Linked DNA regions of Homo sapiens: regions 1 and 3 are each linked to region 2. The links are chromatin contacts, found by Hi-C or POLR2A ChIA-PET in ENCODE. All regions are on one chromosome and are shown on one strand. The core of a region is the stretch at or near the end of the contact, and the rest is flanking DNA. Distances in the headings are between cores, read along the strand shown. Region 1 overlaps PIK3AP1 (phosphoinositide-3-kinase adaptor protein 1). Region 2 holds the start of BLNK (B cell linker). Region 3 overlaps ENTPD1 (ectonucleoside triphosphate diphosphohydrolase 1).

Region 1 (4,531 bases), core at 1,114-3,613, 400 kb after region 2:
GGGTGTATATTGGAGACCTGTCAGCAAAATGTATTCAGGAGAAAAGGAAATTCTGTAAAATACAGATTGAAAATGCAGTTTATTTTTCTTAAGTTGAAAACTGTCTTTGCTTGTTTTTGAAATAATTCCAGACATTCAGGCAGAATGTATCAGCTCTTTTGTAAAGTCTGGTCATAACTGAGAACACGAGTGCCTGACCACCCATCCCACCCCGAGCAAGCGCTGCCTCCAGATGCATAAAATAACACAAACGAGTGGCTAACAAAGTGTTACCAAGTCAACATCCTGCCCTATCTGCTTTCAAGAACAAATAAGTTGCTATAATTAACCAATGTCTGAAAAGGTACCACAAGCATGGTTTACAGTATGCTTAGAAAATGATTCTGAAGTAGGCTATAAACATGTCTCTTGTTTACACTGCATTTATCTTGTTTACACTGGCTATTTCCTCAGAAATTCAGCATCACAGCTATTGTCATGTCCTTAGAAAGCACAAAAGGAAACCTCAGACCTGGCCTTGTGTCCAGATTCCCAGTGTGTGGACCCCAGTGAAGGAGCCTTTGCTCTACTGAAAATATTTGTGGGTTCACAGGGTTGGAGGTGAGAGGCTTGCAATGGTGGGACTCAAACCTTAAGTTTCAATAACCCTCACCTTCCCCCACCTTCCTGGCAAACATCAAGACTGCTTTTTCATTTTAGTCATCACCATGGGTCTTTCTTCTTTGCTCACCCACCTTGGTCATTGGGTAGTGAATTTCCCGTCCAACTAACCCCTTTCACTTACAAAGCTCCCAACAGAGAGTGACAGGTATACCCAACCCACAAGTCACCAGCTACCCCCAAAGTCACATACAGTCATCATACTGATGGTAAGAGGGTCAGTGGAATGCCAAGTTCTTACCCACCAGATGTCTTACTGACACTGAAGTCAGGGGAGGGAGGAGGTGACAATTATTTAGAAGTGTTAGTGTGAGTTAATTAAAGTGACATCAATCATTGTTCTCATCACCGTCGTCATCATCATCATCATCCTCATGATGCCAAAAAGATAAGGCAGAGTCCTACAGATACTTTCCTAATTCAGACTTTAAATACAGTCATGGCCAGGCATGATTACTCACACCTGTAATCTCAGCACTTTGGGAGGCCAAGGCAAGCAGATCACTTGAGGCCAGGAGTTCGAGACCAGCCTGGGCAACATGGCAAAACTCTGTCTCTACAAAAAATACAAAATTTAGTCAGGCATGGTGCACGCCTGTAGTCCCAGCTACTTGGGAGGTTGAAGTGGGAGGCTCACCTGAGCCCAAGGAGATCAAAGCTGCAGTGGCCCATGATTGTGCCACTGCACTCCAGCCTGGGAAACAAAGTGACACCCTGTCTCAAAAAACAAAGAAAAAAAAATACAGTCATGGTGGTCACACTGTCTCCCTGGAAACAAAGAGAAAGTTGTAGAAACGAAGAAGGAGGAATGAATCCACTTCTTCCACACTCCCATGCTGGCTTCCAGAGGTGGTTGGAGCTGGTAACTTTGGAATGCAGGTGGGCTCACTCATCATATGCAATCGTTTTGCCATCCCAGTGTTCTGTGCCAGACGCAGACTCCTAAGGCTGCCTGATTTCACTGCACATCGGTGAATTTGCAGCGCTGGGTGGAGGGTTCTGGGTCAAGGATCTACTGACATCAGCCCAAATCTTTTCTAGCTCACACAGACAAGGAACAGTATTTCCTTCATTCATCAGGTAATTCACCTGGCCCTCCTCAATGTACTTGAGGTTCAAGATCAAGGGAGCAGGACAGGAGGAAAGATGACCTTAGGCCTCTAAGACTTTTATCCAGCACTCCCCACTCCCTTAAATAAATGAACTATTAGCTCTAAATGAGCTATTCAAAGTGTTCATTTCTTGTTGCTGCTTTTTTTAAAGCAAAGGCCTATAGCTTTTCCCTTCCCCTCCCCAACCCACCCTACCTGCTCTTCAGCTTGAGCAAAAATAGCAAAACATCTGAGGCTGCCATGACAACCAATGAAAGCACCGTGGTGCCCACTCTTGTCCACCAATGATAAAACCTGCCTGCGGCTCTCCCAGTCCTCTCCCAGCTGGGGCTGGGGCCCTCTAACTTTCTTCCAAGTTCAACCTTCAGGAAGCTTTCCCAAATAGAGCTGCTCTATCCTCAACCAAGAAGCCAAGGGTCAGCTGGAGTTGTCTCAGCGCCCAGTGCCTCTGAACTTTTTGATTTGTTCTCCTTTGCTCCTTTCAGTGTCTCCAGGCACATGTGACAGAGATGACTATCTCCATTTTGCAGATGGAAAAATAGAGGCATGGGCCATGAACTGACCGGCCCTAGTTCATAAGCTTCTGGTTTAATGGTAGAACCACATGCAGAATTCAAAGCTCCCAACTCCAGATCTGGTTAGCAGAAGAACAGAAGGAACAGCCACTCTCAGAAAACATGACCCAAAAGGGGAAAAGATTCTGCTAGGTGAGCTGCATCTCAGCCACAGACTGACATTCCCTCAACCAGTCTCTGGGATATAAACCTGGGAAGGGTTGGAGGAAAATCTACTTCCCCACCATGGTAAATGGGCTGCACAAAAACCCACCTCTATCCTGGATTCAGCGTCTCGGGCTGCATCTACCATGCACAGGCAACCAGAAGAGCACAGGTAAGCTTCCTTGGCGGGGTTTATCAGGATCCTTAGGGAGCACTATCCAACCTGTATCCCATCTCCACACCTGTGAGAAAGTGCTCCCCTCTAGGCACCCAGGTCTGGAGGCCTGCAGGCCCCTGTTTCCTCGTTCAGGAAACCCCAGTGTTGCTAACAAAGCAGGAGCTACCACAGCCCCCCCCGAAAGGCTTCCTCTTTCTTCATCTCTTTCAGACACTTATAAATGTGCTTCCTCTCCCTATGTAAATTTCGTCCAAATGGCACAACGCAGGCTTGTCATGAGGCCATTAATAACTCACCTTTTCACAGGCTCTTCTTGGTTTCCTGGTTCAGGAATCAGTTCTTATCTAGACAGACACTGATGTCTGGATTTACTGGTGTGAGGACGGACAAATGGGCTTTGTCTGGGGCAGGCCACATAAATGTGATTTATTTTCACTAAGTCAAGAACTGAGAGGCTGAAGGCAACTCTTGACAATAACTAAGCTGAAGAAATTGAGAGTAAAATTTCTTCCCTTTTGTCTGTCTCCCACTCAATGGTCAAAGTCCCAGGAAAGGCTGAAACGGTGTTTACTTTCCCCCACTTAGGCTGACCCTTCGCATTCCGACCAGCTGAAAGGATGGAACTGGCTGGTCAGTTTCACTTTCCACTTTCAGGAAGGGTAACTTTCTGTTCTCATCCCTCACCGTGAAAGGCTGCATCTGGCTTTGTGGCTTGGTCAAGGCTGGGTGGAGGTGGGGGTGTGATGCTTCTTGGCGAAGGGCTTAAAGAAATATGAAACAAGATGGCATTCCAAATTCTGCATAAATATAGGCCAAAATTAAAACTCCTTTAACCCAGGAGTTGCTGGCCTTAGTGGTCCAATATTAAAATCAGGGCTATTAAGGCCAAGACTCTAAAGATATTCTACAGTATTTCCTAGCAGCACAAACGCAATTACTAACAGATTCTGGAAAAGCACATTCAGCTAAGCCACAGAAGACCTGGATTCAAGTCCCATCTCTGCCACTTCCTGGGTAATCTTGATATTTCTAAGCTTCAATTTCCTCTCCTTTAAGATGGATTTATTTATGCCTGCCTGGTTTGTTGCACAGGCTTATTGGAATTAAGTGATCAACATGCAGAAGCCCTTTGAAAACTGAAAAGTGCAAGACAAAGTTAAATCAATTAGTGTTGTTTATCTGTTGACCAAATTTTTCTTCTACTAGACTGTGATTTCTCTGAGAACAGATTTCCTGACATTCATTCATCTTTGTATCCCCAGGGCTTAGAATATAGTGAGAAATCAATAAATACTTCTTGCATGAATGGATGAATCGATGAATGAGATAAGACCAACCACCTAAGTTACTAGCAGGGAAAGCAACACCTCAGGGAGGACCACTGTAAGGCTTTGTGCCTGGAGGCTTTTAGTGTGGAATCTGGAGAGAAACAGGAAACTGTTTAACCCTCTAATTTATGATACCAGCGTGAACCAAGCTTCGCTGAAAATTCTGCATGGTACACTGTGTTAGTCCCAGTCTTCCGAGAAACAAAAGCTAAAATGAGATTAAACATACAAGGTGTTTTGTTTTGTTTTGTTTTTTGAGACGGAGTCTCACTCTGTCGCCCAGGCTGGAATGCAGTTCTGCAATCACGGTTCACTGCAACCTCCACCTCCTGGGTTCAAGCAATTCTCCTGCCACAGCCTCCTGAGTAGATGGGATTACAGGCATGTGTCACCACGCCCAGCTAATTGTTGTATTTTTAGCAGAGATGGGTTTTCACCATGTTGACCAGGCTGGCCTTGAACCCCTGACCTCAGGTGATCTGCCTGCCTCAGCCACCCAAAGCGCTAGGATTACAGGTGTGAGCCACTGCACCC
Region 2 (4,647 bases), core at 1,393-3,892:
TTACATGGTTAATCAACCTTCAGAATTGATGTCAACCAGTCAGGACAGAGGACACAAATCACAGGAGGCAAGTATTTCATCTATTGACTCCTCACCATCCTATCTATCTAATTATGGAAAAGAGTTAAGATGGTGCTTCGAGCCCATTGAGTTTACAATTTCATTTCTTTGAAAAGTTCCACGTCAACAGTACATTTTACCACAACAGGATGATTCTATAAAGACAACTGAGTAATCAAGTGGAAAAAAAGTTACTTTTATGTAAGCAGATGAGTGTAGTGTATGATTATCCATGGTATAATTTTGGTTTTCTATCCCATAATCTATGGTTGTATATTGCCCATCAACTACTCTGTGATCAAGCTGGACTTTGTCCCAAAGGGAGGAATCATAAAATGATTTAAGTTCTAGCACCTTTACTTAAATTCCCACCTGGATTCCCTGAAAGAGAATGCATTTCTGTATAGTTCTACATTATGGAATATGTCTGAAAACAAAAAAAAAAAAACATTTGGAATCCTCCTGTTCATTCAGAGGAAGGTGCCTAGTTAGTTTCTTTGCCATGTCTTTCTGCCCTCTCTTTCCCTCTTCCTTCTCACTGCCATGTCCCAAGTCCAGGCCTACAACCCTGGATGCTTGGGTTACTTAAGCGCTCCTCCCTCCCACCAGATCCCTGCCTCCAGTGTCCCTCCCACTCCAACGCATCCTACCAGGCTCCTTTAAGCCTACTGTCATGACATTGCTAACAGCTAACAGCATAACCTGTTCTCCAACTCCCTATGGTCAGGGCACTCACCATCCTTTGCAACCTGGACCCACCTTATTTGTCCAATCATACCAGGACCTTCAGGTCCCACATTCCCTACTCTTTAGTTTCTGCTGGACAGAAAACTCTCCTCACTATCCCACAAATGGACCGTACTTGTGTTAAGCTTTGAGTGACAGCCTCTGTATTTCCTCCCTCCCAGCACATAACATGTTTCCTCCAATTCTCCAGTATTTTATAATTTTACCCACCTCTCAAAGCCTACCTCTTAAAAGTATCTTCTCTATGAAACCTCCTCCTGCTACTCTAAGTCTCTTCTTACATTCCTTCTGTCGCTTACAGCTTCCATTGTATCACCCCCGCCCCTCATGAGGGTGTAGCTATTTGAGACCAAGGGCAAGAATGAGGTGCCTTCTTGTCCCGTCAGTGCTGATCACACAGCAGCACTCAACAGCATGTTCTTGAAATGGTTGAACACAGCTGATGTTGCCTACTGATCCCAGATCATTGATGCATTTCACATTACCTTTTACCAAGCACCTCCTAGGCATAAGACCTGTATTCTACTGTGAAGGGTTGTCCCTCTGCCAATCCAGACTTTCTCTTAAATATTGTCTCAAAAGCTTCAATTCTCTGGCTCATTGTTATCTGTGATTACTTGTCTGCTACATGTGTCACATCACCCCCTGAACATTTGGCTAAGTTCTAATATGTAGTCAGAATAGAAAACACTCCCTGAACAGAGGGGAACATCACACACCGGGGCCTGTCAAGGTGGGGGACTAGGGGAGGGAGAGAATTAGGAGAAATACCTAATGTAGATGACAGGTCGATGGGTGCAGCAAACCACCATGGGATGTGTATACCTATGTAACAAACCTGCACCTTCTGCACATGTACCCCAGAACTTAAAAGTATAATAAAAAAAAAAAACTGTTAAAAAATGTGAAAAAAAAACTGCACTCCCAGAACTTTAAAAGTTCCAGTCTCTGAAAGCCATGATGCCATTACAATGAGACAAAAAGAAGACCTTCAAAAGCAAAATTTGGGGAAGTTGTCTTTTCCATAGCTCCTTGACTCACGCCCATGGGGCCGCTTCTGGTTTATTCTTTTTGAGAGGCTTGTTATGGATATTGTTACATTGACATGAGGGCATTGGAAAGACAGATCTAATCCCCCCAAACACACTTGTCATATACACCCACAAAATAAATGAGACAATAAAACAATGAATAACAAATGATTACAGCTATCCTTAAAATTAAATAGTAACCTGCAATAAAATGGGTGAGGACTCAGTTTAGAGAAACCCTTCCTTAGAAAAGTTGGTTGCATTCAGATTCTAAAAGTTGACCTTCAGTAGAATCTAAGCCCTTGGCATTTGTTTTATTATCTTTCCAGAGCTTTACACTTTATTGTAAGAGGCAGCTAAAGCAAGTCTCTCTTGTTCCTACACATTTCTTTAAGAACTCAGTTCACTTCCCTATAGCAAGTGCCACCCAATGCTTTCCCTAAAAGCTCAGTCCACTTCCCTATAGTAAGTGCCACCCACTGGAAACTAGCAAAGCATTCCAGGATTTCAGTATTTCTGAGATGCCATAAGAGCACTGGGGGGAAAAAAAGGAGATGAAGAAGGGTATTGGGTGGGGAAAATCTTACCTCAACTTCTGACTGGCGGGGACGGTTATTTTATTAAGCTTGTCCATTCTGTTTGGTAATTGTAAGAGACACGAATAACTGTCCAGTGGTCACGTCAGCAGTTCCTGGCCCTCCTAGGGAGCAGCATGGTAAGCCTCTGGTCTCAAGGGTTCCGGCCACTCAAGTCTGATTTCTGAGAGTGCAGGCTGCTGGCAAACACCCCTGCTCTAGGGAGAAGTAAAACTTGCCCGAGCACATAGTCAAGTTTCATGTTTCTACATAATCATGTGATCTGGATAGCCAGCCAGCTTGGTGATTACTCCACTTTGTGTAAACTTTAATAATGAAACCTATTGGGCAGGCAAATTTCTTTCCAGCTGCTTTCTTTTACAATCAGATTTGTAACCAGGTTAGGACAAGTTTCTGGCTGGTCACTACTTCCTGTTTGTCCCAAACACATATAGTCTGTTTCCAGCAGGTGCATGCTATAACTGGGAACTTCCTGGGCTCAAGGAAAAGCAGAGTAATCAAGTCCATCTGAACCTCTCTTGGAGACTTTCTGCTTATTTGCATAAAGTTATGGATAAGCTTTTTCTACTTATAGAACCATTATATAAAAATGGCATTTTTGTGCTTTTTCCTACCCCCCGATGCGGGCAATACGTTTAAAAATAAATATCAGGTTGTCAGTGGCATGGTGGTAACAGTTTACTCAGAGAATTAGAGTATCTCTTTTTCTGGAGCTCTATTTAAAATGGGATGGGCAATTCTCTGTTCATCTGGGGGTAGGGATGGATGACTCAGGAAAGGGGAGATGAACTCTATCGTCAGATGTGCAGCCTCCTTATTGCCTGATAGAGTCAGGAGTTACCTCGCCGATAGCCAGATGCTTTCAAACAAACCAGGATGTACCCAAAAGTCAGATGAGAACAAATCTAACAGTTTCACAACAATGCAATTCCTACATCAGGCCATTCTGAAGTCCTAAAAGCAGAATGCCATTCCCCTCCTTGCATTTGCCTCTTTCTGTCCTGTCCACCACTTGCTCATCACACCCAGTGACACGCCAGACACGAGGCCATCTCAAGGTCAGACAGGTGGGGTGAGGCTGGGAGGAGGGAGCCATACCTGTAGGGGCTGAACCTATTCAGAGAACTCTACTTCCCTCCTGGAAGACTTTATATTTCCTTCTGCCTAATCTGAAAAATGCTGATTTACCTGTTGTTTAAAGAGCAGCCCGCAGTCCAGGGTCAAGGAGGAAGAAAATGGGAGGGAAGTGACCTTTTGTACCTGGACACACTTTTCTGCAGCCATTGAGAATGCCCTGCTCACCCTTGTGGAATAAAGTACACGTTTCCAACATTTATCAAGGGAACCAGTCTTCTCCTGGGTCAGAATACACAGCAGGACAAAGTAAAGAGCTCTCAGTTACCTCTCCTGTTGCAGACCCAAGATCTGGCTGAAGACAGTGGGGAAAGAGGAGAAGACAGAAGAGGAGAAGGAGGTGGAGGAAGAGGAGGAGGAGGAGGAGGAAGAAGCGGAGGAGGAGGAGGAAGAAGAAGCGGAGGAGGAGGAGACAGAGGAGGAGGGGGAGAAGGAACAGCGGCAGTGGTAGAGGTGGAAACCGTGGATGGATTTCTTCCCTCCTGTGCCTCTTCTTTGCACAAATGGATGTTCTGTCTTTTTCCAGGTAACCTTGATTATTCACATTCATCACTGCCTATGAATTTCTGGTTTGACCAGATGTTTAGGAGCAGAATCTTCAGAGCTGTTGAAGGGTGGGGCCCTTCTGCTTGGCCAGGACACTGACTTGGCCAGGCCAGCAAGAGAGCAGACAATGTTGCATGAGAAAAATGCAAGTGCTTGTCTCCTGCCATCATTCATTTTCCCCAATCTGGCTGCTCAATTTTCTTGCAGTGCATCCTGAAGGAGCTCTAGACCCTGCCTCCTCCTCTCCCATAGTTCCTAACTGAAAGAAACAAGTAGACTAGGATGGTAAAGGCACATACAATGTCATCAAAGATCAGGAAATTCAGGCTTCACTGAATGAAATGATAATAGTCAGCTCGTTCTTTCTGAATTATTGTAAAATGCACCCCATAAGTCACTTGACTTTTCTCTCCACCAACAACTTTGCTCAACACCTGGCTGACAACTTCATATTTCCCCAGAGAAAAAGACCAGAGGCAAAGGTTACACTTCTGCTTTTTCTTTTTACAGCCACTGGTCTTTCTTCTTTTTAC
Region 3 (4,828 bases), core at 1,341-3,840, 490 kb before region 2:
GGGATGGGTAGTGAGTACAAAAAATAGTTAGAAAGAATGAATAAGACCTAGTATTTGATAGCGCAACAGGGTGCTATCAAACCTATTGCCTTGGTTTGCAATAGGGTGACTATAGACAATAATAATTTAATTGAACATTTAAAAATAACTAAAAGAGTATAATTGGATTGTAACACAAAAGATAAATGCTTGAGGTGATGGATACCTCATTTATCCTGATGTGATTATTACGCATTGCATGCCTGTAACAAAATATCTCAAGTACCCCATAAATATAGATACCTACTGTGTACCCATAAAAATTAAAAATAAAAAAATAAAAATAAAATCAGCATAGGGAGCCAGTCTCCTACTAATTTGGTCAACAGTTTATGTCAGGTTGTAGTCTTAAGGGTGGAAACGAAAAGAGGGCCAGGACCTTGGTAGCCAGACCAAAGTTCACGACTGTGTTATATACTCTGAAATGGATTTAGCCAAGGAGGTTTGCCCAGATTCTCCCATAGGTGATGTTAAATTCCTTCCAGGACACTTGACCCCAGGCATGGGATTGATGGTGGGTTTTCAGGTGCTCTCCCACTAAAGCAAAAATGTCCATAATATATTCCAGGAATTAGGTGAGACAGAGCCTCAGGAAACAAGCCTGTTATGCCTTCACCAAGGCAGGGCAGAGCTGGATAAGGGTGAACAGAAAGGGACAAATTATTGATGAGAGTTCTGTGAGTAGAAACTCCTTTCTCTTCTTTAGAATTTCTGCCTCCAGTTTGTTAATGCCACTTCCAAAATACACTGCTCTGAGCTGAAGATAATACTGCATGCAGATAGAGTGCCATGAAGGCATTGGTTTGCAGTGATCTATAAAGGACTAATGTGCCAGGCTCTGTGTTAAGTGCTTGACTTTCACCACCTTGTTTACCCCTACAACAACAATTTTTAAATTGCCCTATTAAGATATAGAGCATTCTATCATTCTAAAATGTTTCCTGTGATTCAGTATATATTTATTTACTTTTTGGTTGATTTATTGAGTGAAGAACTGAAAATCACTTTATGGGTAGTATATTTCCTTTTTTGTATCACATCTGAAGTGAGACATTGTCAAACTGGGTAGGTATGTCCAGAATGAGGAAGGATGCAGAGACTATGTCATATAAGGAACATGTGTCAAAGGAGGTAGTAAAAATGAATATGACTGGGGCTAGTAGTTCCAAGAAAAAATTGGAAACATGCTCCTGGCTAATCAGAAGGTTTAGCTAAAATATTTTCAGAGCCTATCACGTGAACCTGGTAAAAACAACCCAGTATTGGGCAAAAGAGTTAGGGCAATTTGAGGAAGTCCTGGCGCCTAGGCTAGGTGGTGATGAACAGGGAAGATGTGAAGGAAAAAGGAAGAGAGAATTTTCCCCCTTGCCTTATTGATTTCATCCTGCATTAGTTCATCTCAGCTCTTCCTGTTGTTCCCCCAACCCCAACAGTTTTTCTATTCTTTTATCTATTTTTGAATTGATTCTCTAAAAGTTCTAAGGCTGCGTTTTCAGCTCCTGGTCATCTGGATAACTACTGGTTTCAGGATTCTTGGGGATAATGGGATGGAGGCATGGGAGGAGAATGTCTGGGTTAAAAAGATACTGAGCTAGAAGTAGAAGGCTTGGTTGAATTTTACACTCAGCAACATACAGGTTGGGCAAGTTGCTTTGCTCTTTAGCTTCAGCTTTTGCACACCTATAAAATGGAAGCGGTGTGTGTGTGTGTTTGTGTGTGTGTGTGTAGTGTATGTATCCGTTGTCTCCTAGGGAGTTTCTTTGAGGATCAAAAAAGAGAGTGGACAAAAATGAATTTTGTAAACTGTTTTTGAGAGCATCTAAATGTAGTTTTATGAGTAGCATTGTTACCATTGTCGCTGTTCTATTTGCTGAATCTTGTTTAATTTGGAAGCTCCCTAATTCACAGTGATTTGTATAGTGGGGTCATCACTCTGTAGGAGCTCTAAATGGAGACTTTGTCCATGATTTCCAAAAGGTCATCCACCCCAGAGTCACATGAGACTGGAAAGCAAATCTTTTTCATTAATTGGCTTCAAGTACTTTCAGCTTCAAATGGAGGTCTCTAAGGGTCCTTGGCTGGCACATCAAGGGGGCATTTCAAAGAAAGTGGCAAAATCTTGACTAAACTTCAGAGCAAACACGCACTCTTTTCTTTGCTACTCTCTTTCTAAAAAGAAAAACAAATTATACTGGTCTGGGTTGTGTGAGCATGTGTGTATCAGCTTGTTCTAATTCTCTTTTCCCAACCCCTTCTTTGCTTGTCCCATTTTCAAGATAGGATAACACCCAGGTTTTTATATTACCTTCTGTGTTAGGACTTTCTTAGGATTCCTAAAAATTTTGGCTAAGTAGCATTAGGCCTGCTCTATTTCACAGGTAGGCATAAAAAAAAAAAAAACAGTGTCCACTTCTTCAAGACAGTATCCAATTCTTCCTGGCATTTTGATGGTAGGAAAAATATTTGAATTTATTTTTAGGGCAAGTCACGTGGCAAAAAGAATAACAAGTATTTATGGTTGCCTGGGGAACTCAGCTTCTAGTTACTACTGATTATGGGAAAGAGGAACAAATTTTAAGATGAGGCAAAATTGGTGACCAAGAACTAGAATAGCAGGTGGCCTGGGAAGAGGTGGGGGTGAAAGCGGGTAGAAAATCTATGCAAAAATATAGGTTCCTAGTCATTTTTTTTCTTTTGTCTCTTTCGATTACTATATCCTGCCTTCCTGCAGGAGGAATGTAGTAAGATGCTTTGTATAATCAGGTGCTTTGCTTGTTCTTTTTTTTTTTTTTTTGATTGTAGAAAAGATCAGTGTAGCAATTTGACCATTTGCCAAATTACCCATAAGATAGGGTAGGCATTAAAAACCCAGGGACACTGAAGTCAGGAAATCCAGCTTCTTGTATCCTGGATCTTTCTTGGAACAGCCTGTCACATATGACATCTAATGATGTAGCACCAGCTGCTCACAAATACAAGTTCCTTAGAGTATATAGACATTATGGGGCCACTAAAAATGTCTTATATGGCTTGCTGCCAGCATTTTCAGCACTGTCTCTCACCAGCAGCCACTCTCTAACTGTTTGCCCTAGCCAAGCTCAGAGACATGGGGACTCCTATGAGCTCCATTGTCTTGTGTAGAGAATGGGGCTAACTGTAGAGTGTGAAGGCCTGGGGAGAAAAACTCAGGCTGTGTTTCCTAGTCACCCCAAGACCTTGTGGACCCAGGAAGTAGCAGTTCCAGAGACCAATTGCTATATGGCTTTCTGCATGCCCACTGCCTTTGTCTTGCTGTTGTCGCAGGAAACATCTGGTGTACATCCAGTGCACCCAGAGCCTTTTGGAAAACACCTATCGGCCTCAGTACTCTTTTCCCTCAGGCTGGCAGACAATGAGGAAGGAGGAGAGAGAGCTACCCATTGGAGGAGGAAGTAAAGCTGGAGGCTGGGGTAGTGGCAAGATATGAGCATTCAGGTCTACAAAGCTTCAAGTCTCTCATTACTTCACTCCATCAGGCCAGGACAATCATGGGGGTTTGGCAGGAGTGGCGTTGCAGGGAGTTTAGGCCTAAGGGAGTGTATGTGTGAGGCACAAAGTAATAAGGACTGGACTTTGTTACCTGAGGTGATGAGGGTGACAGGCCCACATGGATAAATTAGGAAACAGGCAACAGGTTCTATAGCTGCATATCAGAGACTCACAGAGTGGAAATCACTTTGATGAGGGCAGAGCAGCAGCCCAAATGACCGGATACCCACTGTGGAAGTCATCCCCTCATCACTTTTTCATTCCCAAGACTCAGCTCTTCTCTGACTCTGTTACTTTGTTGGCAACTCCCGTTGCAGTGTCTGGGCAATTTCTCTCAGTTGTTACAACTTGCATTCAAGGGCATCTCTTGTTCCAGGCCAACTCTATTGATCTCTGAAAAAATGGGAGGTAGAACAGTGTTCAAGCATTCAGATAAACCTACCTTCCAATCATAGTTCTGCTTCTTACTAGCTGTCCCACCTTAGGCAGGTAAGTTAACTTATCTGAATGTCAGTTTTCCCGCTTGTAAAATGCAGTTGGTATTAGTACTTAATTTAAAGCTTTGTTATGAGGATTAAATGAGATAATGCAAGTCCAGCCTATAGTTGACTTTGGCTTAAGCAGCAGTTGTTGGAACAATCTGTTGTGGCCAAGATCATAAGGTCTCAGGACACAAGGTTGGCCACAAAACCAACCCAGCAACTTATGAAGCAGAAACCATCTGTGGTAACTTTTCTCAGAAGGTGGCTATGTAAACTGGCCTCATTTGGCTGAAGGAAGTTGGGAGGTGGATAGGTGGGGGAAATAAAAGAAAAGAGAAGAGTTAAATGAGTGTCAATGTCTCCTAATAATTAAGAGCTTAGAATCCCTGGAGTCAGACAGGCTTGTCCTCAAATTCCAGCTCTGTGCTTACCATTTGTGTGACCACGAATATGTTATCAAACTTTTGGACCCCAGTTTTCTCAAGTGCAAAATAGGCTAATGATATCTATGGTGTTGTGATAATTTGATGAACAATGAGTATAAAGTGCTTAGCACAGTGCCTGCTACCCAGTAAGAACATAACAAATGGGGAAGAGGATGATTGTGAGGATGGCAAGCGTTTTTCTTGGCCTAGCATCCAGTGGTGCTGCTCTTGTTATCTAAGGAGGCAGGAAGGAGACAAGAGTGGGCACTTGGTAAAACTGGATGCAGGTGAAAGAGAGGTGTTTATCTGAGGGCCTCATATCTGAGCCTCACTTCTACCTCCTGACCCCTTATG

What was found. Hi-C counts contacts between places; a loop is a spot of excess contacts on that map. ChIA-PET counts read pairs that join two places held with the same protein, here RNA polymerase II (POLR2A). Pooled maps may share reads with other maps.
Region 1: a map of OCI-LY7 shows a loop between it and region 2 (4-fold over the local background). The contact joins the enhancer-like site here to the promoter of BLNK in region 2. A Hi-C loop is called at or near these places in 1 of 168 maps with a recorded cell type or tissue (OCI-LY7), 1 of 37 single-sample maps with no recorded cell type and 1 of 50 pooled maps.
Region 3: a loop to region 2 is called in a map of GM12878, with 3 times the contacts of the local background. The contact joins the enhancer-like site here to the promoter of BLNK in region 2. A Hi-C loop is called at or near these places in 1 of 168 maps with a recorded cell type or tissue (GM12878), 17 of 37 single-sample maps with no recorded cell type and 4 of 50 pooled maps. POLR2A ChIA-PET finds 5 or more read pairs at or near these places in 1 of 52 experiments (GM12878).

Annotation. Positions count from the first base shown.
Region 1 is chr10:96,670,658-96,675,188 of GRCh38, forward strand. The region is part of intron 2 of PIK3AP1 (phosphoinositide-3-kinase adaptor protein 1); the gene reads right to left. Among named protein-coding and RNA genes, the nearest start is that of PIK3AP1, 48 kb to the right of the region's middle. RefSeq lists enhancers at 3,095-3,164, 3,295-3,364. Within about 2 kb of position 2,364, at least 27 of the 41 ENCODE cell types and tissues checked have a DNase peak (open chromatin) inside an H3K27ac peak, as active enhancers do; they include OCI-LY7, where a contact is called at or near this core.
Region 2 is chr10:96,268,927-96,273,573 of GRCh38, forward strand. BLNK (B cell linker) reads right to left here and starts at 2,643. Exons shown (of 17, transcript NM_013314.4): 1 at 2,426-2,643. The coding sequence starts at 2,472. RefSeq lists enhancers at 1,389-1,508, 1,539-1,588, 3,698-3,797, 4,284-4,333, 4,464-4,523.
Region 3 is chr10:95,781,286-95,786,113 of GRCh38, forward strand. All of the region lies in intron 1 of ENTPD1 (ectonucleoside triphosphate diphosphohydrolase 1), which reads left to right. It overlaps ENTPD1-AS1 (ENTPD1 antisense RNA 1), which reads right to left. Exons shown (of 6, transcript NR_038444.1): 5 at 3,741-3,960. Among named protein-coding and RNA genes, the nearest start is that of ENTPD1, 28 kb to the left of the region's middle. RefSeq lists a silencer at 4,175-4,254. Within about 2 kb of position 2,591, at least 3 of the 41 ENCODE cell types and tissues checked have a DNase peak (open chromatin) inside an H3K27ac peak, as active enhancers do; they include GM12878, where a contact is called at or near this core.